Regions from separate parts of the Homo sapiens genome. Here region 2 is linked to region 1. A link is an interaction called in ENCODE POLR2A ChIA-PET data of the cell type or tissue named here. Cell type or tissue: Caco-2. All regions are shown on one strand. Each heading gives the region's core, and the rest is flanking DNA. Links, peaks and the distances in the headings are about the cores only.

Region 1 (15,588 bases), core at 1-5,000:
CCCAGCTTTCCTATTTATTCATAAGGTGTGGCCATTCATTTATTTAGGGGAACCATCACCTGGGTGACCAGGCGACGGTCCCCCTGGAAAGGAGGAGGGAGCAAGTTCAGCAGAGGAACTGGGGAGGCCTGGAGACCAGTCAAGAGAGAAAGACAAGCTGGTCGAAACTTTTGCCTTCCTGGGCGTGCCCGAAGGTAAGAAGGCCAAGGTCGAACTGGGAAGGGGTGGAAGAAGGGAGGGCAAGGGTCAGGTGAGGTGGGTACTTCCTGGAGCTGACCCCGGGGAGCAGGGGGCTTCTCAGGAAGGCTAGGCCATGGCCAGGCATCAGAGGAGCATCATCCGGAGTAAGGACGCTGCCCCTTGTGGACACTGGGCCCCTCCTCCCCCTCCCTTTCTGTCTGTGGGTCACATTTTAAACCCTGACTGCAAAATCTGGAGGCCCCACTGGTTGTAACTGTGGGCCAAGACAGCGGCATACTCATCCTACAACTCTCTACCCATGGGGTGCAAAGACCCGCTCAAGGGCTTGGAGAAGTCCTCAGACACGCTGTAGTGCATACTGCACCAGTGGACCGGCATACCATCAGCTGCAGCGGCCTGCCCCCGTGGGCACATGCACAGCTGGACACACCCGCATGCTCGAACAGAAGAATGAGGCTGCCACACGGTCCCAGCAGCTGCCTGCATCCTCCTTCTCCCAGGCTCACCTCCACAAAGAAAAGCAGCCAGATCTTGCTCCAGCGTTTGGACTCGGTGAGGGCCCCATGAGTGGCCAGGTGGCTGCCCTTGACAGTGAGTGTGTAGTGGCACACACCCAAGATGGTGATGCCGGATGCAAAGACCAGGGCATTCTCCCAGCGCAGGCACAGGAAGCCTGCGTGGAGAGGAGGAAGAAGACGGGTCTTTCTCTAGCTCTGGGTGATCTGGGCCCAAATACCTCAACCCTTACCCTGGGAGCCCAGGCTAAAGTGGGCTAGGCTCTGGGGGCTGCCACTGGCCGGAGTGAGGCAGGTCCCACTGTGGCCTGAGGGGAACCAGGACTGCCCCTCCAGCGGTCCTGACTCTCCCGTGCCTGGTCCTGACTCTCCAGTGCGTGGTCCTGGGCCCCCAGCCAAAGCAATGTTGGGGCCTCAGGTACCATGGGTGTTCCAGACCAGGAAGGGTCCAGGGGAAACTCCCACCCCCTCCCCACTCACCTAGGTCCCCAAAGAACACCGTCTCCCTTCCCGGGGGTGGGGGGGCACCTCATCACTCCCGGCCACTCCCCCGCTCCTCTCAACTTTCCCTTCCACCACCCTCCTGCGCCCCCTCCTAGGGTACACAGGGCAGAACACCCCAGTCCAGACTCTCAGGTTCGGGGTGTGACCCTCCATCCTTGGGTGCGGGGCCCCGACCACCTCCGCCTCCCTGCCGCCGCCAGTCCACTCCGCAGGCTGCACTCCCACGGCTGCTGTTGCAGACCCCGCGCCGCCACCTCCGCCGCACCCCGCCCCCACCCGCAGCCCGGCCGGGACGCCGGGTCCCCGCGTTCCTCACCTGCCGGCAAGGCGAAGAGGCTGAGCGCGAGGATGGCGCAGTCCACGCCGTGGCGCTCCCACCAGGAGCTCGTCCTCACCACGTCCTGCACCAGCACCTCCAGCTCCCGCAGCAGCGCCTCGCCCCCACGGTGCGCGCTCCGCGCCGGTTCCATGGGCTCCGTAGGTTCCATGGGCTCCGTAGGTTCCATGGGCTCCGTAGGTTCCATGGGCTCCGTAGGTTCCATCGGCTCCGTGGGTTCCATGGACTCTGTGGGCTCGGGCCCGACGCGCACGGAGGACTGGAGGACTGGGGCGTGTGTCTGCGGTGCAGGCGAGGCGGGGCGGGCCGGGGCGGAGTCACGCGCCGCCTGGGGACACCCGCCCCCGGGGTCAAGGTGCGAGACACCCTGGCTCCTCTGCTGCGGGCGCTGGCGACCCAGGCCCGGCTCAGGCGCGCGACCCTGGCAGGCGGCATCAGAACCGCCGCGGAGGGAGGAGCCAGGCCGATGAGCTGAGAGTGGCTAGGCGGGGAGGCGACCCTGCGGTGAGACCCAGCCCAGGTAGTAGGGACGGAGGCGTCAGGGGCACGGAGACCCCAGTGGAGACACCCCCCACCCCCGCCCCGCCCCGAGGGCCTTCCCTGACCTCCGACCTCAAATAACTCCCTGAGTTCCCTCGGTCCCTGAGATCTGTCCGAGCATTCTCTTCCCTCGACCCTGACTATTCGTAGTGGCACTGAGCAGCTCCCCTCGTACGTGACACACATGACACATGCTGTCGTCTGTCTCTGCCAACAGACGGACCCTCAGTGCCGTAGAGACGTCCTCGTTTTGCCCAAGCTCTGTCTTCAGTACCTAGGGCAATGCTTGGCACAGAAACATCTGGGAATTCCTAGGGCAGAAAGTTCAAGGACTCCCCACTCCCCCTCCCCGTGGGTCAAGGAGTGAGAGGTCCCCTCTGAGTATGGCTTCAGCAGAGGTGACCCAGGGGAGCTGGCTCTTCAGCCCAATAATGTTTTGGGTGAGACGGGTAGCTACAGGGAATACACATCCGGAGGTCATCATTCTGGGTGGGCAGGCAGACCAGCCGGGTCCCGCTGCCATTCCACTCCCTCAAGAGCGCCCAGGCCTGAACCCAGGGCCAGGGCCTCAGCCAAGCCCTCTGAGATGTGGGAGCCACACCTGTCACATCCCCTTCCCATCAGCCCAGGCCCCCACCCCGCACTGCTGGAGATGGCCTTGGTCCTCAGGGGATAAGCCTCTGTCCTCTACAAACTCCTCTTCCCTGCTTCTGAATACCCTTTCTCTTTTCTTTTTTGTTTTACTTACTCCCAGTTTCATGACTTAAGGGATCTGGTATGGTGAGGACAGTGGCATCTTTAGCAGGAGACCCCTAGGAAAGAGAAGTTGGGTGGGTGGGGTAAGGGAGAGACAGTCAGGGATCCTAATGACATTGATTCCTTTTGACTCCTTCCTGGTGTTTTCCTTCAGGAATTCTTTTTTTTCTCTCTTTGTTTAGAAACAGGGTCTCGCTCTATCACTCAGGCTGGAGTGCAGTGGCACAATCACAGCTCACTGCAGCCTCGATTTCCTAGGCTCAAGTGATCCTCCCCCTCAGCCTCCTGAGTAGCTTGGGACTACAGGCACACACGGGGACCACTAAGCCTGGCTAATCATGAATTCGTATGAGCTTATTCCTTTAATTCTTTATCAAAGAATAAGATTTATTTACCAGCTCAGTATTCTAAGGGACTGACAATTTAATAAACCAATTCTCACCAAGTGCACGTGCGCATATACCTGCCCCGCAGGTTATCATTGACTTTCACATACTGATGAGGTTTTGTGGATTCCCCACATCCCTCAAGGATGGCATCATCTAAGGCCAGGCGCGGTGGCTCACACCTGTAATCCCAGCACTTTGGGAGGCCAAGACAGGCAGATCACTTGAGGTCAGGAGTTCGAGACCTGCCTGGCCAACATGGTGAAACCCCGGCTCTACTGAAAATACAAAAATTAGCTGGACGTGGTGGCAGGAGCCTGTAATACAAGCTATTCGGGAGACTGAGGCAGAAGACTCGCTTGAAACCAGGAGGCAGAGGTTGCAGTGAGCCAAGTTCGCACCATTGCACTCCAGCTTGGGGGACAAGAGCAAAACTCCATCTACAAAAAAAAAAAAAAAAATAGGATGGCCTCATCTTCATTTAATCAACGGAGGCCCCAAGAGATGAACTGATCCGCCCAGCACTCCACAGTTAGTAAATGGCAGAATTAGAGCTGAATCCAGGAGCTTCTCCAAATGCAATGGTTTCCATGAGAGATTTTCTTTTTTTTTTTTTTTTGAGACAGAGCCTCGCTCTATCACTAGGCTGGAGTGCAGTGGCGCGATCTCCACTCACTGCAACCTCCAACTCCCTGGTTCAAGTGATTCTCCTGCCTCAGCCTCCCGAGTAGCTGGGATTACAGGCACGCACCACCACACCCAGCTAATTTTTGTATTTTTAGTAGAGACAGGGTTTCACTATGTCAGCCAGGATGGTCTCAATATCCTGACCTCGTGATCCACCCGCCTCGGCTTCCCAAAGTGCTGAGATTATAGGCATGAGCCACCATCTTAAGAGATTCTTAAGACAGATAAGGAAGAGTCGCCCTCCTCCCTCCCTTTCCCACTCTACCGTCAAATCCCTCCCTCTCTAGCATACTACAATTTTCAAGGAGGGGATATGTATAATTTGTAAAAGCATATGTGATATTAATATCCCATATTTTAAGCTTATAAGGAGATGTTATCATTTTTATCATATATGCCAGGAACTTCCTGGCACCAAGAAGCTCCTCTCCAGGCCCTGGCTCCCTCCTGGACATCCAAGTGGTACTGGACAGAGGTAAATGCTGAGCGCCAGAGGAAAGAACATGTTTCAGAGGAGCTCAGAGGAACAGGGATCCCTGTGGGGTAGGGCTGGCTGGTAGCCTCCCAAGAGAGAGGCAGACTTGATTTAGAACAGACTTAGCATGGTGGCTCACAACTATAATCCCAACACTCTGGAAGGCTGAGGTTCAAGGATCGCTTGAGCCCAGGAGTTGGAGGCTGCAGTGAGCGATGATTGCATTCCAGCCTGCACGACAGAGCAAGACCTTGTCTTAAAACAACAATGACAATAACAGCAAACAGACTACTTAAACCTCAGAGAGAAGGAAGAGAACCAAGTATTCTGGGTCCTCAAGGCATGGGCCAGGAGTAGAGTTTGAGAGATTGGTGGGAAAGGCAAGGGAAGGCAGGAAAGAAAGGCTGGGACCACGGGCTGGAGTGCCACAAAGGCAGACTGAGAAGCTGAGGTTTGTCCTCACAGGCATGGGAGCCATAGGAAGTTTCAGGGCAGTGGAGTGACTTGTGCAATGCTGTGTTCAGGAAGGTTTGTCTGGCACAATGGAGTAGCCACTGGAGTGAGGGGGACCGGAGTGAGGGGGACCAGTTTAGAGACGTTCCAGTCCCCCAAACATAAAGGTGCTAAGGGTGCAGATAGCAGAGGGAGGGACTGTGGAAATGATGATGGGGGTAACAAAATAAGGAAGAATTGAATAGACAGTTTACCAAAGAAGATATGCAAATGGCCAAGAAGCATGTGAAAAGATGCTCCCCATCATTAGTTTTTAGGGAAATGCTAATTTGAACACCAATAAGATAACCCTGCAGACCCACTAGAATGGCCAAAATTAAATAGACAAGGAAGGCTGGGCATGGTGGCTCACGCCCGTAATCCCAGCACTTTGGGAGGCCGAGGCAAGCAGATCACCTGAGGTCAGGAGTTCAAGACCAACCTGGCCAACATGGGGAAACCCCATCTCTACTAACAATACAAAAATTAGCTGGGTATGGTGGCATGTGCCTGTAATCCCGGCTACTCTGGAGGCTGAGGCAGGAGAATCGCTTGAACCCGGGAGGTGGAGGTTGCAGTGAGCTGAGATCGCACCACTGTACTCCAGCCTGGGTGCCAGAGTGAGACTCCGTTTCAAAAAAAAAAAAAAAGAAAAGAAAAAAGAAAAGAGTTTTATTTAAGTTGAACACATGCATATCCTAGATATATACTCAACAGAAAAGCAAAGAAACATACACAAATATTCATAGCAGCACTACTCAAAAGATAACAACTGGGCACAATGCAATTTTCTGCCAGCAGTGGAATAAATCAATAAACGGCGATGGGGGGATTACCACACAGCCCAAATCCAATGCCGAACAAATGGAAACCAGACACAAAACACCGATCAGATGATCCCATGTGTATAAAGTTCAAAAACAGACAAAATGAATCTATGGCATTAGAAGTTAGGATGGCTTTAACTGATTAGGGATAGTGACTAGAAGGGGGCATGAGGGGGTTCTCCAGAGGCTGATAAATGTTTTGTTTCTTAAACTGGGTTCTAGTTACCCTTGAGTGTTCAGTTTGTAACACTTCATCATGCTATACTGTTAGAGTATGTGCATTTTCCTGTCTAGGTGTTATATTTTAATTACAACAATTTTATATTTTCAAATGGTAATCACTTTTCTTTATTTTCTTTATTTATTTTGAGATGGAGGCTCATTCTGTCACCCAGGCTGGAGTGCAGTGGTGCAATCTCGGCTCACTGCAACCTCCATCTCCCAGGTTCAAGTGATTCTCCTGCCTCAGCCTCCCTCAGCAGCTGGGATTACAGGCATGTGCCACCACACCCAGCTAACTTTTTTGTATTTCTATTAGAGATGGGATTTCACCATGATGGCCAGGCTGGCCTCAAACTCCTGACCTCAAATGATTTGCCCACCTCGGCCTCCCAAAGTGCTGAGATTACAGGCGTGAGCTACCTTGCCCAGTTGGTAATTGGTTTTTGTAGAGGTATAAATCAGAAGGTAAAATCACCCCTAAACCCAGGACAGTGGAGCGGGGGAAGGCAGGGCGGGGCTGGCCTGTGGGTTCCCTTGGCCATGGGGTCGGCATGAGTGTGGGTGGGTGGTAGAGCGGCCAACCTACCCCTGCCAGCTGCCCCCAGAGTCTGAGTGACACCCCTCAACTCCTCCCTATCCCTCTCTGTCATCTTGCCTTGACCTCTCAGCCACTGGTCCTCCCCATCCCTGCCTCGGGATCCTGCTCACAAAGTGAGGCTGAATTGTCAAGCCTGGGACGAAGCGCTTTGGATGGCAGGCCTGCACTCACCGGGGCTCCCTGCTTCCGTGTTTCCCAACAGGCCCTAGAGGCCTAGTAAGCAGGCCTGGGCAGGCTCCTTAACCTCTTTCCACAGTGGCAGAAACAGCCAGGGGCTGCCTACTCTCCCAGCCACCCTCCCCTAGACTTGCCTCTGCCCCCACCCAAGCCCTCATCTGTTTGCACAAGACTCAGCATAAGTGAAGAGCACAGCGGGGTTTTGGAGTCAGGCACACTTAGTAGCTGTGTGACCTTGCACGAGTTACTCAACCTCTCTGAGCCTTGGTAGCTTCACAGACACTAAAAAACAGACATTTAAAGAAGTGAGATAGGCCGGGCATGGGGGCTCATGCCTGTAATCCCAGAACTTTGGGAGGCCGAGGTGGGCAGATCACGAGGTCAGGAATTCGAGACCAGCCTGGCCAACATGGTGAAACCCCGTCTCTACTAAAAATACAACAACAACAAAAAAATTAGCTGGGCGTGGTGGCATGCGCCTGTAATCCCAGCTACTCGGGAGGCTGAGGCAGGAGAATTGCTTGAAACTGGGAGGCGGAGGTTGCAGTGAGCTGAGATTGCGCCACTGCACTCCAGCCTGGGCAACAGAGCAAGACTCCATCTCAAAAAAAATAAATAAAAAAGAAGTGAGATAAATATGAATGGGAGTTTACCATTTTCTTCCTGTGCCCCAGTGGATTAATGTGCACACCCACGCTGGAGACCACTCCAAACTTCTGACAAACATAAGGTCTTTTAGATCTTAGGCTGTAAAAGTAAAGTAGTCTGCAGCCTAAGGTCTAAATTGCTTAGCTTGGCATTTGAAGGCCTCCAAGTACCAGCTCCATCTCCGGATACCCTCCTGCTTGGGCTGGAGTGAAGCTCACCGATCTCTGACTCACGGATAAGTGTTGCCTTTTCTCCCCTCCAAGCCTTTCTTCCCAGGTTAACTGTCTCTACTCCTATCCCCCAACCAAGCCCCACTCTTCCTCTGGGTTTCTGGCAACTTCACCCGCCACCGCAAAGCTCTTCTAATGTTTTCGTGTATTTCATTCATCCTATGTTATTGAGCACCTACTATGTACCAGGCACTCCACCTTTCACCGTTCATCCTTCCCCTCCTCTGACCTCATACCCACTACCAGCTAGCATTAGACGTCACACATTACCTCGCAATGAGCACTCCTGGACACTGTGATCCAGCCACAGGATTCAAGCTGTTCCCCTGTCTGCATCGTCTGCCTGTATCAGTCAGGATAAACACTAGCTGTTGTAACAAACAACCCCAACATCTCAGTGGCCAAACACAATACAGGTTTATTCTTGCTCCCATCACAGTCCAATTTCAGGTTCCTTGCATCTGTGATGCCTCCTCCAACACAGGGCTGCCCCAGGATTGCCAGGGGATTGGAAGGGAGAACATGGGAAGGTAGTTTTAGGTCCAGGTCTGGAGGTGGCACACATCACTTCCATCCACGCTCCACTGGCCAGAATCCAGGCATATAGCCCCAGCCACAGGCTGGCTTGGAACTGTGGCCTTTCTGTGTACCCAGGACGAAGAAGTTGCATAAAGGACTGTATAGCCAACCTCTCCCCTGTAGCCAACTGCACTGTGAGCTTCCAAAAGGCAAGGATCCTTCCCACGCCTTCCTGATGTTTCCCTGAATCTCCTCCATAACTTCCAACCGGCCTGCCTACCAGTGCATATCACCCACCCATCATGCCCAGCACACTGCCCTGTACCCAGCCGGTGCTCAGTGTTTACCAGCTAATGGATAGACTAGTGTGAGTTGAAACAGGTTGGCTGAAGGAGAAGCACATAGGGCTTGGTGGAGAGACAGGTCCTTCCTGTTCTTTGGACGACACGGCTTCCCGGACCTCACGCTGTGCTTGGAACATAGTAGGTGCTCAGTAAGCGTTTGCTGACTATATGAATAGACAGATGCATGGAATGATGAGAAAACAGGCTCAAGAGAATGAAGGAGGTGGTAAAAGGTTTGAAAAAATATTCAATGGTGGAAAAGACTCGAGTCCAAAGCCGAGACAAACAATACCTTCCCAAACTTCACCTGGATGGGGAGGTGGTGCCCTCCACCCCAGCCCCAACAGACTGGGGGCATCTGGGCCTACTCAGGCCACAACAGTGGGGCAGGGTGTGTCAGATGAGCCAGGGCTTAGCCTTCCTGGGCCCTCTGGGGTTCCCCATCCTGGGGCAGTGATGATCCCTCCCTTCTGTGATTCGGATCTTTATTTGTTGGGGTTCACTGGGGTTAATTATTGTTGTGGTTGTGTAGGGTGGTGGGAAGGGCCCCACCCTGGTCCAGGGCCTGGAGGGGAATCCCAAGAGTCAGATGAGTCTGGAGACCTGGAGGGCTGGTACCAGGGCTCAGGGATGGCACTGGATGGCTTAAGAAGGCGCCTTCTGCCAGCAATTTAACTGTCTCTATGCCCTGAGCCTAGGTGGCTGAGTCTTTAACCCTTCCTTGTACCTCTTCCATTCATGCCACCCTCCAAATAGTCAAAGCCTGAGTGAGGCCCAGCTCCATAAAGCAACTGGCATTATTCACAGGGGTGGGGCTGGGCAAGCTGCGGGAGAAGTGGCCTGGCCTGTGGCTCAGATCCCGGCCAGCTGGGGGTGGGACTGGCACCCTGAGATACCCTGGCTCCAGCAGGGCAGGGCTACATCTGCAGCATCTCAGCATCAGCCACACCTCTCAGAACCCTACCCTTGGCCTTCTGCGGCTACCCCAAAGCCTGCAACTGGTGTTCCCAGGCAGCTGCTTTCCTGTGGGGACGACGCCAGGTTAGTGATGGCCCAGAGAGGCAGGGCAGGGGAGGGACGGGAGGGATGGAGAGAGCCAGCCTCTAGCTGGCAGGGGCTCTGCTGAGGCTCCAAGGGCTGTTGGCCTCTCCTCACCTTGCAAGAAGGGAAACTGAGGACTGAGCCCCAGGATTACTCTCCGAGCTGCATAGCAAGTTAGGTCCTTGGCAACCCAGAGCTGGGGCTGTGAGCAGCGCAGACACTGTTCCACTTGGTCTCTCCTCTGCGTCAGATCAGCACCACGGTCCCTTGAGTGAGTGGCTCTGGGGTGTAGATTAGCCTAAAGGATGTGTTTTGGGCCTGGTGGGACCAGTGCCAGAGCTGGGAGGGGAGTGAGGGCTGTGATTCCTACAAAGTGCGGAGGCACCCAAAACAGAGTCTAGAGCAGGACTCTGGATCAGACACACCCAGGTTCTAGTTCTTGCCGTTACTTAGGTGAGTTGTTTAACCTCCCTGAGCCTCGGTTTTCTGAGAGGGTGATTTGGAGTGAATGAGGGTGATGCTACCCACCTCATTGGATCTCTGGGGAGAGCAATGACATCATTTCTGTACTGTGGATATCATGGGCCACAGCAGGGCACGTGCTCGTGGTAGATATCGCTACCACAAACACCTTTCCTTGTGTTATCGTAAATATAACATGATTGTGATACTGAGTTGTTTAATTTAAATCTAGCATATATTGCTACTGATAATGACAATGAAAAATGGTTTTGGTTTCCAGCAGGAAAGGAACCTGAACATGCACACGCTCTATTTCCTCTCCTCTTCGCCCATGTCTTCCCTCGAGGGCTGGGGGCCAAGGGAGTGGTGTTCCCTCCTAGCCCCGCTCTGTAATACTGAACAGGCTGTGCAAAGGCTGTGGTGGGCACGGAAAGGGGGGTTTGGGAGCAACCCAGCCTATCAGTTCTCTCTGACACCAGCTCAGGGCTGCCCAGGCCTGGCTGATGCCCACTGAGCCCTCCCTATCCCCAGATTCCCATCCGCCAGGTCCCTGGGCTGCTCCTCCACCCACTGGGCATTGAGTCCTGAGCTAAGTGCTTTACGTTCATGCTCACAACTGCCCTACAATGGGCGGGGGGGTGGCATTCAATCATCCCCACTCACAGATGGAAACACTGAGGCTTGGAAAGCTGAGCTGGCCTTTCTAGGAAGTAGCAGAGCTATGCACTCAAACTGGACACCCCTGCCCAGGAGGAGAGCCCACCCAGGCCCCTCAGCACCCTAGGTGCCCCAAGAGGTAGACTTGCCTCCACCCCATCCCATCAGTTCTTCTCCCACTACAGCCCACCCTATCCCCCAGGCCTGGGACCCCCAACAAGCCAGTCACCCAGAGAGAGAGTGGGGGACTCTCTCTGTAGAAACCCCCAGTTCAGGGTGAGGGTGGGGCAAGGGAAGGTGGGGTGTCCAGGAGCTTCAATCTTCCAGTCTAAAGGAACTGGGGCCCTAAAAATAGATACCAGGGCAGAGGAAGAGTCTAAAAATAGACTCCAGCCAGGCGCGGTGGCTCACGCCTGTAATCCCAGCACTTTGGGAGGCCCAGGTGGGCGGATCACCTGAGGTCGGGAGTTGGAGACCAGCCTGACCCACACGGAGAAACCCCATCTCTACTAAAAATACAAAAATAGCCAGGCTTGGTGGCACATGCCTATAATCCCAGCTACTTGGGAAGGCTGAGGCAGGAGAATCGCATGAATCTGAGAGGTGGAGCTTGCGGTGAGCCGAGATCGCACCATTGCACTCCAGCCTGGGCAACAAGAGCAAAACTCCATCTCAAAAAAAATTAAAAATTAAAAATTAAAAAAAATAAAAATAGAATCCAGCTGAAAGCGATGGAGCCCTCTGTGGGCGCGCACCCACACACACATGCACACACACACATGCACGCACACACACACACACACACACACACACCTCTCTTCTGAGAAACTTGGAGGCACTGAATCAAAGACAAATGAGCAAAATCACAGACACACACTCAGCTCACAAATAAACACCACCAGCCTGCATGGTGGCTCACGCCTGTAATCCCTGCATTTTGGGAGGCCTAGGCAGGCGGATTGCTTGAGGTCAGGAGTTCAAGACCAGCCTGGCCAACATGGTGAAACCTCATCTCTATTAAAAAAATACAAAAAGTTAGCCGGGCATGGTGGCGGGGGCACCTGTAATCCCAGCTACTCGAGAGGCTGAGGTAGGAGAATCACTTGAACCTGGGAGGTGGAGGTTGCAGTGAGCCGAGATGGCACCACTGCACTCCAGCCTGGATGACAGAGCCAGACTTTGTCTCAAAATAAAAAATAAACACAACCTCCAGGAAAGCTCTAACCCACTACACCCACCCCATGCTCACAGAGATGCGCGTGTCCTCACCCATGCCACACACACACACACACACAGGCTGCACAGGCACACATGTGCACACACAAGCATACAGATGCAGTGGTGTATCCAGAGGAGGGAGGCGCCCAGGGACAGAGGGAGAGGAGAGGCAGTGAGTCCTGCCGGTTTCCCACCCCACCTCCCCATGTCCCACCAGTTGAGCCTGTGTTCCTGGTCTGTTCCTGGCAGCCCCTGTGCCAGGTGAGAGCCTGGAGAGATGGTTTGGTGAATGGGGTGGAAGAAGGCTTGGACTGCCGTGGAAACAGCCAGAGTTTAAGGTTCAAATCCCACAGTCCCGATATTCTGCACTCCAAGGTTCAGAGAAATGACTTAACCTGCCTGAGTGCAGTTTCCTTGTCAGAGAGGCAGGTCAATGAGACCATTCTCATGCGTTTGCCGTACCTGGTATGTAGAAGGTGTTAGATACATGTTTTGAGAAGGCATCTAGCAGACTGCAGCAATGTAAATGGACCAGACTATACATCCCAGCTGATGGACTTCCTAGTGGGTCATTTGCCATCCCCCACCTGAACCTCAGTTGCTGCATGTATAAAATGGGGCTAGTCAATGATGCCTTCTGCCTGGTCTATCTCAGACGACTGTTGTGAGGCTCAAAAAAATGACACTGTGAGGGGTGGTTTGGTCCTGTGGGGGAGAGAGAGCCCCATGGGGCAGTGATGTTGGGGGCCGGGGAATCACTGGCAGCTGCGTTTTCCCCCATCCCCTCTCCTCCATGAGAACACCCCTCCCCCACCCGCCAAGGAACCCACCAGTTATTGTTTGGGGTCCAGCGGAGAAACTGCCCCAGGATGTGCATTTCCAGAGTAGGGAAATGCTCCAGCCAGAGTGGTGTTGGGGGCCAGGAGTGGGGAATGCATTTTCATATGGGGGTTGGAAGAACTGCTCCCTGGAACTGCCTAGGACCCACCTGCTGAGCAGCTCGGCCAACCACAAATGCAACGAACACCCCATGGCCAGTCTCAGACCAACAACAACCATGACCATTATTAACTCGTGCGTGCTAAATACCAGGGAGTGTGCTGGGTGCTTTCTATGCATCATCATTTCACCCTCCTAATAACTTATGGGGTTAATGCTGTTATTATAATACCTATTTTTACATATGATTAAACAGACTCAGAGAGGCTGGGTAACTTACCCAAGGCCACACAGCTGGAAAGGGGTGGAGCCAGTTTTGCTGCCCAAACCTGGCTGTCCCCTGAGTCCTTGCCACCTCCCATACAACCTGGGCCAATCTCAGAGAAGGTCACAGACATAGCACACACTGGAGGGACAGGGGTGCCATGCTGTTGGGGACTGGTCATAACATGGGGACAGAAGGCAGCGGGCACCGTCAGGAGACCTAGTGCTGCCTTGCCCACTTGGTGACTCAGCGACCTTTGGCCAGCCCCTTCCCCTCTGGGTCTCAGTCACCTCATCTGTAAAATGAGAGGATTGGGCCATGTCCCCTGGAGGCCCTCTCTGCCTCTGATTCACTCCACCACCCCCACCTCCAGTAAGTCAGTCATCTCATGTAGGATGTGTTCATTTCACAGCTGTCTAACCAAGGCTTCTTAACCAATGAGGTTCCCGCACCTCTCCATGAACTACCTGGGGTATGAGCAAAATTGCACATGAGTGTGTGTGCACAATTTGCATTTTTCTAGGAAAAACGTCCATATTTTCACCAGAGTCTAATCCCAAAAGGCTGAGAACCATTAATTATTCTAAACTTTCAAAGTTTCTCTCATCTTTTTATTTTATTTTATTTTACTTATTTTTTGTTTTTGAGACTGAGTCTTGCTCTATCATCCATGCCGGAGTGCAGTGGCGCGATCTCGGCTCACTGCAGCCTCCGCCTCCCAGGTTTATGCGATTCTCGTTCCTCAGCCTTCCAAGTAGCTGGCATTACAGGCGCCTGCCACCACACCTGGCTAATTTTTGTATTTTTAGTAGAGACGGAGTTTCACCATGTTGGTCAGGCTGGTCTTGAACTCCTGACCTCAAGTGATCCACCTGCCTTGGCCTCCCAAAGTGTTAGGATTACAGGCATAAGCCACCACGCCTGGACTTTTTTTTTTTTTTTTTTTTTTTTGAGACATGGTCTCACTCTGTCACCCAGATTGGAGTGCAATGGTGTGATCATAGCTCACTGCAGCCTTGACATCCCCAGCTCAAGCAATCCTCCCACCTCAGCCTCTTGAGTAGCTGGTGTCTTCGGAATTGGTGGGTTCTTGGTCTCACTGACTTCAAGAATGAAGCCGCGGACCCTCACGGTGAGCGTTACAGTTCTTAAAGGCGGCGTGTCCAGAGTTTGTTCCTTCTGATGCTCGGATGTGTTTGGAGTTTCTTCTTTCTGGTGGGTTTGTGGTCTCATTGGCTTCAGGAGTGAAGCTGCAGACCTTCGCAGTGAGTGTTACAGCTCTTAAGGTGGCATGTCCGGAATTGTTCATTCCTCCCGGTGGGTTCATGGTCTCACTGGCCTCAGGAGAGAAGCTACAGACCTTTGCGGTGAGTGTTACAGCTCATAAAGGCAGTGCGGACCCAAAGAGTGAGAAGCAGCAAGATTTATTGCAAAGGGCAAAAGAAGAAAGCTTCCACAGTGTGGAAGGGGACCCGAATGGGTTGACACTGCTGGCTTGGCAGCCTGCTTTTATTCCTTTATCTGGCCCCACCCACATCCTGCTGCTTGTTCCATTTTACAGAAAGCTGATTGGTCTGTTTTACAGAGAGCTGATTGGTCCGTTTTGACAGGGTGCTGATGGGTGCATTTACAATCCCTGAGCTAGACACAAAAGTTCTCCAAGTCCCCACTAGATTAGCTAGACACAGAGCACTGATTGGTGCATTTACAAACCTCGAGCTAGACACAGGGTGCTGATTGGTGTATTTACAAACCTTGAGCTAGACACAGAGTGCTGATTGGTATATTTACAATCCCTTAGCTAGACATAAAGATTCTCCAAGTCCCCACTAGATTAGCCAGATACAGAGTGCCGATTGGTGTGTTTACAAACCTTGAGCTAGACACAGAGTGCTGATTGGTGTATCCACAATCCCTTAGCTAGACATAAAGGTTCTCCAAGTCCCCACCAGATTAGCCAGATACAGAGTTCTGATTGGTGCATTCACAAACTTTGAGTTAGTTTATGTTTGCATTTACAAACCTCTAGCTAGACACAGAGTGCTGATTGGTGCATCTACAATCCCTTAGCTAGACATAAAGTTTCTCCAAGTCCCCACTAGACTCAGGAGCCCAGCTGGCTTCACCTAGTGGATCCTGCACCGGGGCCGCAGGTGGAGCTGCCTGCCAGTCCTGCGCAATGCGCCTGCACTCCTCAGCCCTTGGGCGGTCGATGGGACCGGGCGCCATGGAGCAGGCGACAGCGCTCGTCGGGGAGGCTCGGGCCGCACAGGAGCCCACGGCAGAGGGGAGGCTCAGGCATGGCAGGCTGCAGGTCCCGGGCCCTGCCCCTCAGGGAGGCAGCTGAGGCCCGGCGAGAATTTGAGTGCAGCGCTGGTGGGCCGGCACTGCTGGGGGACTCGGCACACCCTCCGCAGCTGCTGGCCCAGGTGTTAAGCCCCTCACTGCCGGGGGCCCGGCGGCGCTGGTGACCGCTCCGAGTGCGGGGCCCGCCAAGCCCACGCCCACCTGGAACTCGCGCTGGCCCACAAGCGCCGTGTGCAGCCCC
Region 2 (15,588 bases), core at 8,299-13,298, 110 kb after region 1:
GCCAGGCTGGTCTCGAACTCCTGACTTCAAGTGATCCACCCTCCTCGGCCTCTCAAAGTGCTGGGATTATAGGCATGAGCCACTGCACCCGGCCTAAATCACCAGTTTTTAACCTTTCTGTACTGTTTGATTTTTTTACACCAATCATGCCTTATGAAAAACATTAAAGCTATTTTAAAAAGAAAACAGCCTTGTGAAACTCAGCCTCAGCCTGCTCTAACGACCTCTTTGAGGACCCGCTCTCTCCCACCCTTCTCCGTCTCTGGATTAAGCTGCCTAAATCTTTTTTTTTTTTGACAGATTTATTGAGATTTAATTAACACACAATACAATTCACTCATTTAAAGTGTGCAACTCAACAGTTTTTATTATATTCACAAAGTTATGCAACCATCACCACAATCAATTTTAGAATATTTTTATCACCCTGCCTCGTTTTAGAAACAAAAAACAGGCCAGGCACAGTGACTCACACCTGTAATTCCAGCACTTTGGGAGGCCGAGGTGGGTGGATTGTTTGAGGTCAGGAGTTTGAGACCAGCCTGACCAACATGGTGAAACCCCATCTCTATTAAAAATACAAAAATTAGCTGGATGTGGTTGTAGGCGACTGCAATTCCAGCTACTTGGGAGGCTGAGGCAGGAAAATAGCTTGAACCCGGGAGGCGGAGGTTGCAGTGAGCCGAGATTGCCCCACTGCTCTCCAGCCTGGGAGACAAAGCGAGACTCCGTCTCAAAAAAAAAAAAAAAAGAAACAAAAAATAATAAATATATTTAATATACATATGTGTGTTGTTGGGAGGATTGTATCCACTCCAAATGTCTAGCTATCATCACACAACTCAGACCCACCAAGAGAATTTTTAGGGATTTTAGTACCTGCCGTTTCCTTCTAACTCCTTCTCTCTACCCGCCCATCCCCCACAACATCCCCCTAAAAACAGACAGATTCCCTCCTAGCCTATCTGATGGGTCCTCATTTCCCTTGGACTGGGGTCAGGGAGGGAAGGTTCCAATCCTACAGGGTACAAGCACCAGGGCTGTTGGGGGAAGAGGATGTTTCTGCTCCTCAGGGAAAGAAGGTTTGAGAGCTGGGCACATGTCACTAGGGTCAAATGGTACCCAACCAGGAGCCCGATACCTGAATTCTCCCCCTAGCGTGGACATAAACCAGCTGGGTGACCATGGGCAAGTCACTCTGCTGTCCTGCTCATTATCCATAAAATCAAGAAGTTGGGCCAAGAAGTTCTGAATCATCTTCCAGTTTTAATATTCAGCAAGCCCTTCTGCTCTCTCTGCCTCTCAGCAAGCTCCTATTCACCCTTTTCTTTCTTTCTTTCTTTCTTTCTTTCTTTCTTTCTTTCTTTCTTTCTTTCTTTTTTTTTTTTGAGACTGAGTCTCGCTCTGTTACTCAGGCTGGAGTGCAGTGGCACGATCTCGGCTCACTGCAACCTCTGCCTCCCAGGTTCAAGCGATTCTTCTGCCTCAGCCTCCCAAGTAGCTGGGATTACAGGCTTGCGCCACCACACCCAGCTAATTTTTATATTTTTAGTGGAGATAGGATTTCACCATGTTGGCCTGGCTGGTCTCAAACTCCTGACCTCAAGTGATCTTCCCACTTTGGCCTCCCAAAGTGCTGGGATTACGGCGTGAGCCACCGCACCCAGCCTCCTATCCACCCTTCAAAGTCCAACTCGAAAGCTGTCCATTTGCCTGAGCCTCCCGGGGAGAGTGAAGCTCTCCCTTGCCCATCACCCCACGGCACCTTGCCCCTATGTCCGTCCATGCTCTTATCACTCACTTAATCTTCCAAAAAGACAAATTATGCACTGATTCTGTCCTAGATACTGTCCTGGGTCCTGGGGATATTCATGAGCAAAACATAAAAATCCCTGCCCTGCCAGGTGCGGTGGCTCACGCCTGTAATACCAGCATTTTGAGGCCAAGGTAGGAGGGTCGCTTGAGGCCAGGAGTTCAATACTAGCCTGGGCAATATAACAAGACCCTGTCTCTACAAAAAAAATTTAAGAATTTTAGCCCAGGTGTGGTGGCTTATGCCTGTAATCCCAGCATTTTGGGAGGCCTGAGATCAGGAGTTCAAGACCAGCCTGGCCGACATGGTGAGACCCCCTCTCTACTAAAAATACAAAAAATTAGCCGGGCGTGGTAGTGGGTGCCTGTAATCCCGGCATAAAAAAGATTTTAGAAGTTAAAAAAAAAAAAAAAAAAGTACCGGGCACGGTGGCTCACGCCTGTAATCCCAGCACTTTGGGAGGCCGAGGCGGGTGGATCACGAGGTCAGGAGATTGAGACCATCCTGGCTAACACGGTGAAACCCCGTCTCTACTAAAAATAAAAAAAAATTAGCCAGGCATGGTGGCGGGCGCCTGTAGTCTCAGCTACCTGGGAGGCTGAGGCAGGAGAATGGTTAGCGTGAACCTGGGAGGCGGAGGTTGCAGTGAGCCAAGATCGCGCCACTGCACTCCAGCCTGAGCAAAAAGAGCAAAACTCCGTCTCAAAAAAAAAACATTGTACTATTCCTGTAGTCCCAGCAACCGATATTATAGTCCCACGCCTATTCACAGGCATGATCATATACACTGTAGCCTTGAGTTCCTGGGCTCAAGGGATCCTATCCCAGGCAGCCGTATTGCACCACCTTTCTTTTTTTTTTAATAGAGATGAGGTCTCACTATGTTGCCCTGGGAGGCTGAGGGAGGAAGATCGTTGAGCCCAGGAGTTCAAGGCTGCAGCACATATGATCACACCTGTGAATACTCACTGCACCCCAGCCTGGGTCCCATCCCTTAAAAGAAAAAAAAAACTGCCCCATGAGCTCACAGTTAGTTGGGGGAGCTGAAAAAGATAAAGGAGTAACTTGCTTGGGAAATTAGATGGTGCTAAGTGCTAAGGAGAAAGATGAAGCGGGGGAGAGACTGCAGGGCAGGGAACAGTGTGACTTTGAATCAAGTGATTGGGGAAAGATCTAGAGAAGTTGACAGGCACAGACTTGAAGGAGAAGAGGGAACAAGTCCTGGAAGTATCAGGAAAGAATATTCCGTGCGTGAGGCTGGCTTCTGGGTTGTCCACACCACTCTCTGCTGTGTTGACTTCCTGTTGTCTTCATCAAAGCTTTTTTCCGTGGTATTCTAAAATTAGGCCAGCAGTGGGGCTGGGAGGGCATCTGTGTTAGTCCCTTCCTGGCTGTGATCCGCCACACTCACTGTCAGTATTAAGGCCCAGCAGCCTGTTGATAAGCTACGCTGTCTCACCATGCGCTGGTGTGGAAACAGGGCCCAGCCAGCATGCCTCAAGGTAGATGGAATCCCCACTGGTCAGAGAAGAAGCCATGCGGACACTCCAGCTTGGCCTGGGCACAGCACTGACTCCTCACCCGCTAGTCTGGCTGTTAAGAGGAGAAGGTGCACTGCCTTCCAGCCTAGGAGGAGGACAGCATTTTGTATTTGTTCCACTGATGCAGCTTAGAACCACACCCCTGAGAATCGTGGCAAAACTTTCACAACCTGGAAAATGTTGAAAGCAACCATTCCTATTTTTGTTTGTTTTTTATTACATCTTGCACACACACACACACACACACACACACAGACACACACAAAAAGAACATTCCAGGCAGAAATAACAGTGCAAAGGCTTAGCTCCTGGCTTACCTCTCCTCCCAGGCCTGGAGGCTCCCAGTGTCTTGGTTACATTGGGGTCACCTAGAGTAGATGCTCGGAACATGAATGGGCGTCCTCTGCCTTTGTTCTCATGCTCGTGTTTCTCCTATCCTAGACTTGCACCTAGCTGCGGAGCTGGGGAAGACTCTGCTGGAGAGGAACAAGGAGCTGGAGGGGTCCCTGCAGCAGATGTACTCCACCAATGAGGAACAGGTGCAGGAGATCGAGGTGAGGGCCCTGCATGTGCTTGCCCACACCCCTCGAGGGCCCCTTGGCCTGTGTGTGCCTTTATGCAACTTAGAATAAGGTGCCAGCTTATCGGACACAGCCTTAGCCCAATAGCCTGGTACAGTTCACAACTGTGCTATCCTGTACAAGGATAGCACAGCTATCTCAGGCAGCCCTATTGCACAACTAGATTTTTTTTTTTTTTAAATAGACACCAAGTCTCACCATGTTGCCCAGGCTGGTCTCTAACTCCTGAGCTCAAGTGATCCTCCCACCTCAGCGTCCTAAAGTGCTAGGATTACAGGCATGAGCCACCAGGCCCAGCCTGAACCACCATTTTTAAGCCCCACTCAGCTGAAGACAAATACATCAAAGCAAACTTGTCCTTAGAAGGGGAGAAGGGGCTGCTGGCTCATGCTTGTAATCCCAGCACTTTGGGAGGCCAAGGTGGGTGAAATACTTGAGCCCAGGCAACATGGCGAAACCTTGTCTCTATAAAAAATACAAAAATTAGCTGGCTATGGTGGCATAAGCCTGTGGTCCCAGCTACTCAAGAGGATGAAGTGAGAGGATTGCTTGAGCCTGGAGGTTGAGGCTGCAGTGAGCCGTGATTGTGCCACTGCACTCCAGCCTAGGCAACAGAGCGAGACCCTGTCTTAAAAATAAATAAATAAAATAAATAAGATTTATTTCTTTTTTGAAATGGAGTCTCACTCTGTCACCCAGGCTGGAGTGCAGTGGCGCGATCTGGGCTCACTGCAGCTCTGCCTCCCGGGTTCACGCCATTCTCCTGCCTCAGCCTCCTGAGTAGCTGGGACTACAGGCGCCCACCACCGCACCCGGTTAATTTTTTTTGTATTTTTAGTAGAGACGAGGTTTCACTGTGTTAGCCAGGATGGTCTCCATCTCCTGACCTCGTGATCTGCCCGCCTCAGCCTCCCAAAGTGCTGAGATTACAGGTGTGAGCCATCACGCCGGGCATAAAAAAGATTTTAGAAGTTAAAAAAAAAAAAAAAGGCCGGGCACAGTGGCTCACACCTGTAATCCTAGCACTTTGAGAGGCCAAGGCGGGCAGATCACGAGGTCAGGAGATCGAGACCATCCTGGCTAACACGGTGAAACCCCATCTCTACTAAAAATGCAAAAAATTAGCCAGGCATGGTGGTGGGCACCAGTAGTCCCAGCTACTCAGGAGGCTGAGGCAGGAGAATGGTTGGCGTGAACCCAAGAGGTGGAGCTTGCAGTGAGCCGATGTCGCGCCACTGCACTCCAGCCTGGGCGAGAGAGCAAGACTCCGTCTCAAAAAAAATAAATTAATTAATTTAAAAAAAAAAGAGGCTGGCGTGGTGGTGCATGCCTATAATCCCAGCCCTTTGGGAGGCAGAGGTAGGCAGATCACTTGAGGTCAGGAGTTCAAGACCAACCTGGCCAATATAGTGAAACCCTGTCTCTACTAAAAATACCAAAATTAGCCAGGCATGGTGGCAGGCACCTATAGTTCCAGCTACTCAGGAGGCTGAAGCATGAAAATCACTTGAACCCAGGAGGCAGAGGTTGCAGTAAGCCGAAATCATGCCACTGCACTTCAGCCTGGGCAACACAGTGAGACTCTGTATCAAAAGAAAAGAAAAGAAAAAAGACAAAAAAAGAAGTAGGAGGGTCTAGGCAGAGACATTTGCCCCTGCCCAATTCTAAAAAGTTACTCAATGTCCTTCCACCCCCAGTACCTAACCAAGCAGCTGGACACGCTGCGGCACGTGAACGAGCAGCACGCCAAAGTCTATGAGCAGCTGGACCTGACAGCCCGGGACCTGGAGCTGACCAACCACAGGCTGGTGCTGGAGAGTAAGGCTGCCCAGCAGAAGATCCATGGGTGAGGGCCCGGCTGAGGGCTGGGGGGCGGGCGAGGGAGAGCCCCAGGGCTGAGTGTACACAGGGGCCCATGGACTGATGGGTGTGACTTGTGCACGTCTCCCTAGGAACCGGGGATGGGAGTGAGCTTGTCCTTGTCGATTTTGTGTGGTTTAACATTCAGGCCGCAACCTTGCTTTAAGCACCAACTATGCACCAGGCTCTTCTTTAGACACTGGGGATGCAACGATGGGGAAACAAAGACATTGTCCTGCCCTCTAATACCTCACAGCCTGGAAGAGAAGGCAGGCATGTAAATATTTTATGGCAGTGCAGGACAATAAGTGATAGAGGAGTGACAAGGAACTGAGGTGGCACAGAGGAGAAGCGATCAGCTCGCCTGAGAGGTACAAAAGAAGGGCGGGTCCTTGGGCATGCATAGAATTCCCCATCCTACCTCAGGACCAGACAGCGGCTCAAGGGTACCTGTCTGCCTCCTACCCAACGTCCCTCCATCTTCAGGGAGCCAGGGCTGCCGTGAGGCAAACTGGCCCCATCCCCTTAAAGTCCCTGTGTGTCCACCACCCCGCCCCCAGGCTGACGGAGACCATTGAGCGCCTCCAGGCTCAGGTGGAGGAGCTGCAGGCCCAGGTGGAGCAACTGAGAGGCCTGGAACAGCTGCGAGTGCTCCGGGAGAAGCGGGAACGCAGGCGTACCATCCACACCTTCCCCTGCCTCAAGGAGCTGTGCACCAGCCCCCGGTAGGTGAGAGCACTGCTTGGTGTCTCTGGGATTGCCAGCCATGGGAGGAAGGAGAGGCAGCAGGCAGCAGGGTGCAGTTGGTGCATCATCCAGGCCATCAGAGAGACTGGTCCTGTTGCTAATGACAGTCACAGCAGCTGGCGTTTACTGAGCCCTGGCTGTGTGCTGCCACTATGCTGATATAATTCTTATTGCAACACTGTTGGGGGTGTTTTATTATGCCTACTCTCCAGATGATAAAACTGAAGCCCAGAGGTTGTGTGTCTTATCCAAGGTCACCTGTTTAGTAAGAGGCTCAGCCAGCATGCTAACCCAGGAGGGGTAACCCACTGTGCTTTTCAGTTCCCATTAAATCTAACACTAGACAACCACTTAATAATGGAAAAATACATGTGTCATATGTAGTGGGTGTTTCAATAAGGGTCCTGGCAGGAAACAGTCTCTTACACAGAGTAATGGAGAAGTTAAATGAAGAAGAGGTGTGGGCAGGGGGTAGGGAAACCACAGGGACACTATAGTGCCCCAGGGTTGCAGCAGAGAGGAGCTGCCACCAGCCCTAGGCCTCAAAGCGCAAGGGGGAAGGGAGGTTACCGGCACCTGGAAGGTATGGAGAAGGCTGCCTGGTCACCATTAACCATGGAGAGCCCAAAGAAGACACACCCCACGGCCTCTGCTCCCCCCTCGGACCTCTAGCCAGTGCCTCTCATGGGCCAAGCTCAGGAGAGAACCAGGCAACCTGACAGAGGCGGTCCGTAGTGGTCAGCCTCCGGGGGCAGAGAGCAGGGGGAGAAGGGTGGAGGAGGGTGGAGAGCCAACGGAGAGGGGCAAACAATTTCAGCCCAGAGAACAAGAGAGATGTAAGCGCCCTGGCTGGGCTGCTCGGCCTTGGCCGTGCCCGTGACCACTGCCCTCTCCTCCGCCCCCACCCCGCTGCGACTCTCACTACCCGCCAGGTGCAAGGATGCTTTCCGCCTACACAGTTCCTCCCTGGAGCTGGGCCCGCGGCCCCTGGAGCAGGAGAACGAGCGGCTGCAGACCCTGGTGGGGGCGCTGCGCTCCCAGGTGAGCCAGGAGCGGCAGCGCAAGGAGCGGGCGGAGCGCGAGTACACCGCGGTGCTGCAGGAGTACTCGGAGCTGGAGCGCCAGCTGTGCGAGATGGAGGCCTGTCGCCTGCGTGTGCAGGAGCTGGAGGCCGAGCTGCTGGAGCTGCAGCAGATGAAGCAGGCCAAGACCTACCTACTGGGTCCGGACGACCACCTGGCCGAGGCCCTGCTCGCACCCCTCACGCAGGCCCCTGAGGCCGACGATCCCCAGCCCGGCCGCGGGGACGACTTGGGCGCCCAGGACGGGGTCTCCTCACCGGCAGCCTCTCCAGGCCACGTGGTGCGCAAGAGCTGCAGCGACACTGCGCTCAACGCCATCGTGGCCAAAGACCCAGCCAGCCGGCACGCGGGCAACCTCACACTGCACGCCAACAGCGTGCGCAAGCGGGGCATGTCCATCCTGCGGGAGGTGGACGAGCAGTACCACGCGCTGCTGGAGAAGTACGAGGAGCTGCTGAGCAAGTGCCGGCAGCACGGGGCCGGAGTGCGGCACGCCGGCGTGCAGACCTCGCGCCCCATCTCCCGGGACAGCTCGTGGAGGGACCTGCGCGGGGGTGAGGAGGGCCAGGGTGAGGTCAAGGCAGGAGAGAAGAGCCTGAGCCAGCACGTGGAGGCCGTGGACAAGCGGCTGGAACAGAGCCAGCCCGAGTACAAGGCGCTCTTCAAAGAGATCTTCTCCAGGATCCAGAAGACCAAGGCTGACATCAACGCCACCAAAGTCAAGACGCACAGCAGCAAGTGACCCTTCTCCGGCCTGCAGCCTCCCCCAGGGTGGAAGCCGTGGGGTCCCTCAGGCCTGGGCGGTGCAGCTTCCAGAGAGCGAGCGCCCTTTAGCGGCCTGCCACCACAGCACGCGGCCTCCTGATCCGGAAGCACGCAGCATGTTCCCTGCTGAGCGGAGGCAGCCCACCTGTCCTGCCTCCCAGGAGCCCTTGGCCACCTCGCGCCAGCCCAAAGGCGCAGCTCTGAGTTCAAAGCCAAATGTCCCCACTACCCCAGGGATCCCCCAGCTCCCCCAGCCCCTGGCTTCCTGACCCTGCGCCTCACCCTCAGACTGGTGACCAGGCTTCTGAAAGCCATTCTGGATCAGTTGGCTTTTTTTTTTTTTTTGGTTAAGTTTGTTTTTTCTAAGAGATTTGCAATGCAAGGTCTCCTTGACCCCTTGCCACAACTGGAAACACTTGAAAGGGGACCCCAGGGCCAGCTGTTTCAGGGGTTTCCTGGACCACCCACTGCTTCTCCCCAACCCTGATGCGCTGACATTCCCTTAGCACCAGCTGTCCCACCTCCAGGGTCCTGACCAGGTCAGAGATGTCCCCTGCCATGCAGAGCAGGAAGCCTCAGCTGGGCCTGGAGTGTCCCTGCTCCAGCCCTGCCAGGGACAGGTTTCTCCCTGGATACTCTTGGCCCACCGCAGATCTGTAGCCAGTCAGAGGAGGAGGAGAAGGAGCCCCTCAGCAGAGTGGTGCAGTTTCGCTCAGAGCTTGTCTCCTTGGCTTCCAACCCCAGAAATGCCTGCTGGGCCTTAAGCTTTCCAGGGGCCGGGGCAGTGGGGAGCCCCCATCCCTTCACACCGCCACCAACTAACCAAGCTTGGCCTCTGACTCCCGTCTCTGTGCTTGCCCCCATCTCAGGGACCATGATGTCTCAGTCACTCCACGCTCCCCACAGGCCAACCCTGGCACAGGTCATGTCTGCAGCCCCCAGAATGTTCTGGACATGCACCACCAGCCGGTGGTCCCAATGTCCACCCCTGCCTCCCCTTCACTGGGGACTGGGGTTTTCGCCCCATGCTGCATCGTGTTGTATTGGGATGGGGCTGAGGAACATGCTCCCTCCCTCCCTCCCATAAAATGCCTGCTCTTCACCTCCCACCTTTGTGGGGGGCTTTTGAGGACCCAGCTGCGTCAGGAGTTTTGCTTCAAGATGTCAGAAAGTCAAGTTCAGCTAAGAGACACCCAGGTCCCCAGCTTGCCCTGAGCAGCCCTTCAGGGCTTCTGGTTCCTTCTGCCGCCCTTCCTGAGACCTTAGAAACCAGAAGAGCCATACAGTCAGTGGAAGGCGGGGGGGCCCTGGCCTCTGCACCGGGATCCCAGTGGGAACCTTCATGCCTTATTTATTTCTAATGGGTAAAGGGGTTTTCTTACCAAGCATCCCTGACCTCCTGGAGACACCACCTGCTTTCCGGGCGGCACTGTGATGGGAGCTGGTGGCGACTGAGTCCTTCTGTACGTGCAACTGGGAAACTTTTGTCCTTTGAGGCTAGGCAGCTCCCTGCCCTCCGTGTGTGTCTGTTATCTGGGGGAGAGGAGTGTGGAAGGGTTGGGGGAAGAGCTCCAGCCTGTCTGCTCCCCAGCTCTGTAGTGGCAGACCAGCGTCACCTTTGAAGTATACGTGAGAGAAATATATTTACAAATGCTTTATTCTCTTCTTTAATAAAAAATGCACCAGTATTCTAAAAGCAAAAATGGCCCATCTCTGTGCATCTCACACACCTGCCTCGCGTCACGCCCAGCCATGGGAGAGGGTAACATCCTGTGTCCCACTTCCCTGAGACTGAACAGCTCCAAATAGCAGGCTCTGGCAGAAGTTTCTATATTTATTGAGGGCCAGCTAGGGATACATGGTGAACAAGCCAGCAGGGCCCCTCTTCCCTTGGAGTTTATATTCTGGTGTGGGGAGATCCACCCAAAATAAACAAACAAAAGATACGGCATGATGGAAAAATCGGGGCAAGAGGGTAGTGCTACCTCAGCTAGAGCACGTGGGCCCAACAGGGTGAACCAAGTTAAAAAAAAAAAAAAAATCGGCCTGGCGCGGTGGCTCATGCCTGTAATCCCAGCCCTTTGGAAGGCCAAAGTGGATTGCTAGAGCCCAGAAGTTTGAGACCAGCCTGGGCAACATAGCAAGACCCCCTTTCTACAAAACATTTTTTGAAAATTAGCAGAGCATGGTGGTGTGCATTTGTAGTCCCAGCTACTCAGGAGGCTGAGGTGGGAGGATCACGAGCCTGGGAGGTCAAAGCTGAAGTGAACTATGATCATACCACTGCACTCCAGCCTGGGCAACAGAGCGAGACCCTGTCTCAAAAAATCATATCTAGATATATAAATACAGCACATGAAGAGATATACAGTGTTACTAAAATTCCTGGGGGAGCAATTCGGAGAAAATGTCTAAATAGGCTCTTTGAGGTAGGAAGGGGGAGCGATCATGGAAAAAAAAGATTGAGAAATGCTAAGCGAGGGTGGTCAGGGCACCTCTGGAGAGGTGATGATGAAGCTGAAACCAGAAGGCTGAGGAGGAACCAACGGGAAGATAAGTGGAGGCCCAGGGAGCAGCTGGGGCAGTGGGGGGTGGCCAGAACAGAGGGTGGAGGCCAGGCTCCTAAGAGCCCGGAAGGTTCAGGGGAGCTCGGGCCTCCTAAGTGCAATGAGACGCCACGGCAGGAAGTCCAGGGCCAGACTGATGCCCTGAAGGACCATGAGGGATGGGGAAGTTGACCTGCCCTTGGTGAGCCACCCATTGATGACACAGGACAGTCACAGGAATGACAAGAGGGCCATCTCCTGGTGTTTTTCAAGCTGATAAACCCCATATCTCTCTTCCATATACATGAAAAACCTCACCACTCCCATTCTTCCTCAGATATCTGTCTCCTCCCCATGTTATACAGAGGACGGTACATAGAGGGGTTCATCTTCTGGAGGGGTCCCCATCACCAAGATTACACCAGCCTCCCTCTTGTTCTGGAAGTGCCGTCAATCCGTTGGGTTTTCTGTTTTCCTCAATGCAAAATGATAGGCCGGGCGAGGTGGCTCATGCCTGTAATCCCAGCACTTTGGGGGGCTGAGGCAGGCAGATCATGTGACATCAAGAGTTCGAGACCAGCCTGGCCAACATGGTAAAACCCTGTCTCTACTAAAAATACAAAAATCCTAGCTACTTAGGAGGTTGAGGTGGGAGGATCACTTGAACCGGGAAGAAGAGGTTGCAGTGAGCCGAGATCGCACCACTGCCCTCCAACCTGGGTGACAGAGCAAGACTCCGTCAAAAAAAAAAAAAAAGCAAAATGATAGCGGTTTTTCAAACTTCCCATGCTCCACTCAGCCCTCTCCAGATTTAGTAATGTCCATCCTGAACTTAAGAATTGCTGTCCAAGAAAAAATTAGCCAGGCATGGCGGTGGCCGCCTTTAGTCCCAGCTACTCGGGAGGCTGAGGCAGGAGAATGGTGTGAACCTGGGAGGCGGAGCTTGCAGTGAGCTTAGATCGCGCCACTGCACTCCAGCCTGGGCGACAGAGTGAGACTCCGTCTCAAAAAAGAATTGCTGTCCAAGCTCAGATACTGGAAGCCTAGAAACAGGACTGTGGATCCTGATCAAAGGGGGCACCTCTAGGGTATCTTCCTTCGCCTCACACTGCCAACGCTACCCACCCCTTCTCGCACCAGCAGCCTGGGTGGACCTTTCCGATGGGGGACTTCCAAAACCAGAGAGGAAAATGCTCCTGAATCTTTGAGGGGTTTCTTGCTAGCTTCACTCTCTCGTCTCCAGACAAAAAAAGGCAGCTCTGTGGACTCCAGTTCCACCAGCCCACACAACCTGAGTCTGTGGAAAAGCTTCCAAAGTCTTCTAAGGGAGGTAGACTCAGGGGCCAGCTGGAACTGGGGGGAAATGCAGGCTTCTCCCCAAAACTCCTTCCCCAAATGTCCTGATGGGGAACAACTTCCCTTGAACTCAGGAGGGGAGGAAAGTGTGGTGTGGGGCTGGGCATGGTGGCTCATGCCTGTAATCCCAGCAATTTGGGAGGCGGAGGCAGGAGGATCACTTGAGCCCAGGAGTTGGAGACCAGCCTGGCCAACATGGCAAAACCCCATCTCTACTAAAAACACAAAAATTAGCCAGGCATGATGGTGTGTACCTGTAATCCCAGCTACTCCGGAGGCTGAGGTACAAGAGTTGCTTGAACTCAGGAGGCTGAGGTTACAGTGAGCCTAGACCACACCACTGCACTCCAGCCTGGCGACAGAGTGAGACTCAGTCTCAAAAAAAAAAAAAAAAAAGTGTGGTGTGGCAAGCCCAAGGCTGGGCCCCAAACTGCTGTGCTTAGTACATCAACTGAACAGCATGGGGCTTTTACAAGGGCAGCGTGCAAGTGGCTGTTGGGTTTTCCCATCCTGTTGTCACCTGTCGTCACCAGGATGGGGAGCAGGTGGTGGTGACCACATGGAGCAGTCACACCTGAGAGACGAAGGAAGCCGTGGCGTGAATCCAGCCACCCTTTTCTCCCTCAGCCTTTTTTTTTTTTTTTTTAGACAGGGTCTTGCTCTGTTGCCCAGGTTGGAGTGCAGTGGCACAACTGTAGCTTACTCGGCCTCCAGCTCCTGGGCTAAAGTGATCCTCTCTCTTCAGCCTCTCCAGTAGCTGGGACTATGCTGGCTAATTTTTTTTTTTTTAATTTTTTGTAGGGACCAGGTCTTGCTATATTGTCCAGGCTGGTCTTGAACTCCTGGGCTCAAATGATCCTCCCACATTGGCCTCCCAAAGTGCCGGGATTACAGGAGTAAGCCACCATGCCTGGCCTCCCTCAGCTTTCTAAACCGCCCTCTGGATGCATTTCTTTCCCTTCTTCCCTCCTTTCTTTCCCTTCTTCCCTCCTGATCACCACTTTGTCCTTGCTCTGTGGACAGATACTCCCTGCTGCAGGGAGCTCCTCCCCGCCCCCCGGCCCCTGCCCCATTCTCTCCTCCCCTGAACTGGCACCCTTCTCCTCTCCCAGGGCCAAACCCACCACCCCACTTAGGGAGGGCAGCTAGCCAAACAGACCTGCCTCTGCCCTCCCTGGGGATCCTGAGCTGAGAGCTGGGGGGTGGCCTCAGTTTTAGGGGACCAGGCAGATAAGGGGTAGCAATGAAGGAAGTACTTTCCAGGGAGAGGTGGGCAGCTCTGTGCTGCCCATCCCCTCAGGGAAGAAGGAAAGAGGGTTGGAATACAGCTCGTCAGACTGGATTTCCCACTCCAGGGCTACAGAGGAAAAAAGACAACAGTAATCAGGTGTCTGAAAGAAAAGTGTCCCTTAAGGAACCTGCATGCACATAGCATCCCTTAGCAGCAGCTAATTTTTGTTGCCTGCTGACTTCATGCCAAGCACTGTGTTAAGTGTTTTATATGTGTTTACTATCCTCAGGAACTTTATGAGATGACTATAAAATCTCCATTTTACTGATGAGGATACAAAAACTTAGAGGTCAGGTTAGTAATTCAAGGTCACATAGAAATATTCAAACTCGGCTGGGCATAGTGGCTCATGCTTATTATCCCAGCACTTTGGGAGGCCAAGGTAAGTGGATTGCTTGAGCCCAGGAGTTCAAGACCAGCCTGGGCTGGTAGAGACAAGAAACCTTGTCTCTACAAAAATACACAAATTATCCAGCACATGCCAGTAATCCCAGCTACTTGGGAGGCTGAGGTGGGAGGATAGCTTGAGCCGGGGAGGCCGAGGTTGCAGTGAGCCGTGATCATACCAGCACTCCAGCCTGAGTGACAGAGCGAGACCTTGTCTCAAAAAATAATAATAATACAATTTTAAAATGAAGTCATAGTCACAGTTACCAGCAGTTAGGACATGGACACATTTTTCTATTTTTTTAATAAAAAAATAAATATTTAAACTTAGTCCTGACCAATCCACCATGCCTCATTGCACATTCCCTATCTACACATAATGATGAGTTTTGTTTTGTTTTGTTTTGTTTTGTTTTTTGACGGAGTCCTGCTCTGTCACCCAGGCTGGAGTGCAGTGGCACAATCTCAGCTCACTGCAACCTCCACCTCCTGGGTTCAAGCGATTCTCCAGCCTCAATCTCCCGAGTAGCTGGGATTACAGGTGCATGCCACCATGCCCAGCTAATTTTTGCATTTTTTTAGTAGAGATGAGGTTTTGCCATGTTAGCCAGGCTGATCTTGAACCCCTGACCTCAGGTGATCCACCCACCCTGGCCTCCCAGAGTGCTGAGATTACAGGTGAGAGCCACCACACCTGGTCAATGATGAGTTTTAAGAGGCCATCTGGTGGGGCATGGTGGCTCATGCCTGTAATCCCAGCACTTTGGGAGGCCGAGTGAGCCAGGCGGATCACGAGATCAGGAGTTCGAGACCAGCCGGGCCAGCATGGTGAAACCCCGTCTCTACTAAAAATACAAAAATTAGTCGGGCATGGTGGTGCACGCCTGTAGTCCCAGCTACTCGGGAGGCTGAAGCAGGAGAATTACTTGAACCCAGGAGGCAGAGGTTGCAGTGAGCTGAAATCGTGCCATTGCACTCCAGCCTCGGCAACAGAGCGAGAGTCAATCTCAAAAAAAAAAAAAAAAAGGAGGTCTTCTGACCCAGGGCGGTACAGAGAAGAAGAAAGGGGTCCTATGTAGGTCCTATGTAGGACCCCCTACATAGGAATAGTACCCCAACTCATAGGCCCTATAGAAAGGCTTGTGTCTGCAAGCTCCTCAGCTGCCAGAAATGACCTCTTTCCTCTCTTCTCCCATGAATGTCCCCTCCCTGAAGCACCATCTCGGCCTATAGAAAACCAAGGAGGAGAAAGGGAAGACTGGCCTCAGCCTTTAGTGCCCATCTTTTTGGGAGAACAGGTGGCCCCTTTCTGGCCTTTCTCCCAGGGCCCCCATTCTGGATAGTTCACGGCAGCAGCAGGTAAGAGGAGCTTGCCAGCTGCTCCTCTCTCCACCCCAGGGCGGCTTGCCTCATTCTCTCCTCTACCCACCTCCTCTCCCAGAATCCAGGCCACCAGATGGCCCAAGCAGGCTGTGTTTATTTGGGGCCATGGAAACCTGCAGCTTCCTTTTCCTATTGCCTTGGGTCAGGTGCAGAGCTGGAGCCCAGCCTCAGAGCAATGATGTCATGGAAAGGTTCTGACTTTATTACTCATAACCCCTTAGCCCCCGACCTGAGTG

The links. ChIA-PET counts read pairs that join two places held together with the same protein. Peaks named below come from ENCODE experiments on the same cell type or tissue, not always from the same donor. Only the 100,000 strongest peaks of a DNase experiment are listed, where the experiment ranks them.
Region 2: POLR2A ChIA-PET joins it to region 1 with 6 read pairs; 4 of 35 experiments call an interaction of 5 or more read pairs at or near these places.

Annotation. Positions count from the first base shown.
Region 1 is chr17:74,891,816-74,907,403 of GRCh38, forward strand. It overlaps FADS6 (fatty acid desaturase 6), which reads right to left and starts at 1,818. Exons shown (of 6, transcript NM_178128.6): 1 at 1,537-1,818; 2 at 708-874. The coding sequence starts at 1,780. In Caco-2, for the core only: CTCF peaks have their summits at 370 and 575; a DNase peak (open chromatin) is centred at 1,890; H3K4me3 peaks cover 1,562 bases.
Region 2 is chr17:74,995,709-75,011,296 of GRCh38, forward strand. It overlaps CDR2L (cerebellar degeneration related protein 2 like), which reads left to right. Exons shown (of 5, transcript NM_014603.3): 2 at 3,796-3,908; 3 at 5,633-5,781; 4 at 6,356-6,520; 5 at 7,475-10,092. The coding sequence ends at 8,366. Among named protein-coding and RNA genes, the nearest start is that of MRPL58, 9.2 kb to the right of the region's middle. In Caco-2, for the core only: no CTCF peak of the experiment used is centred there; a DNase peak (open chromatin) is centred at 11,129.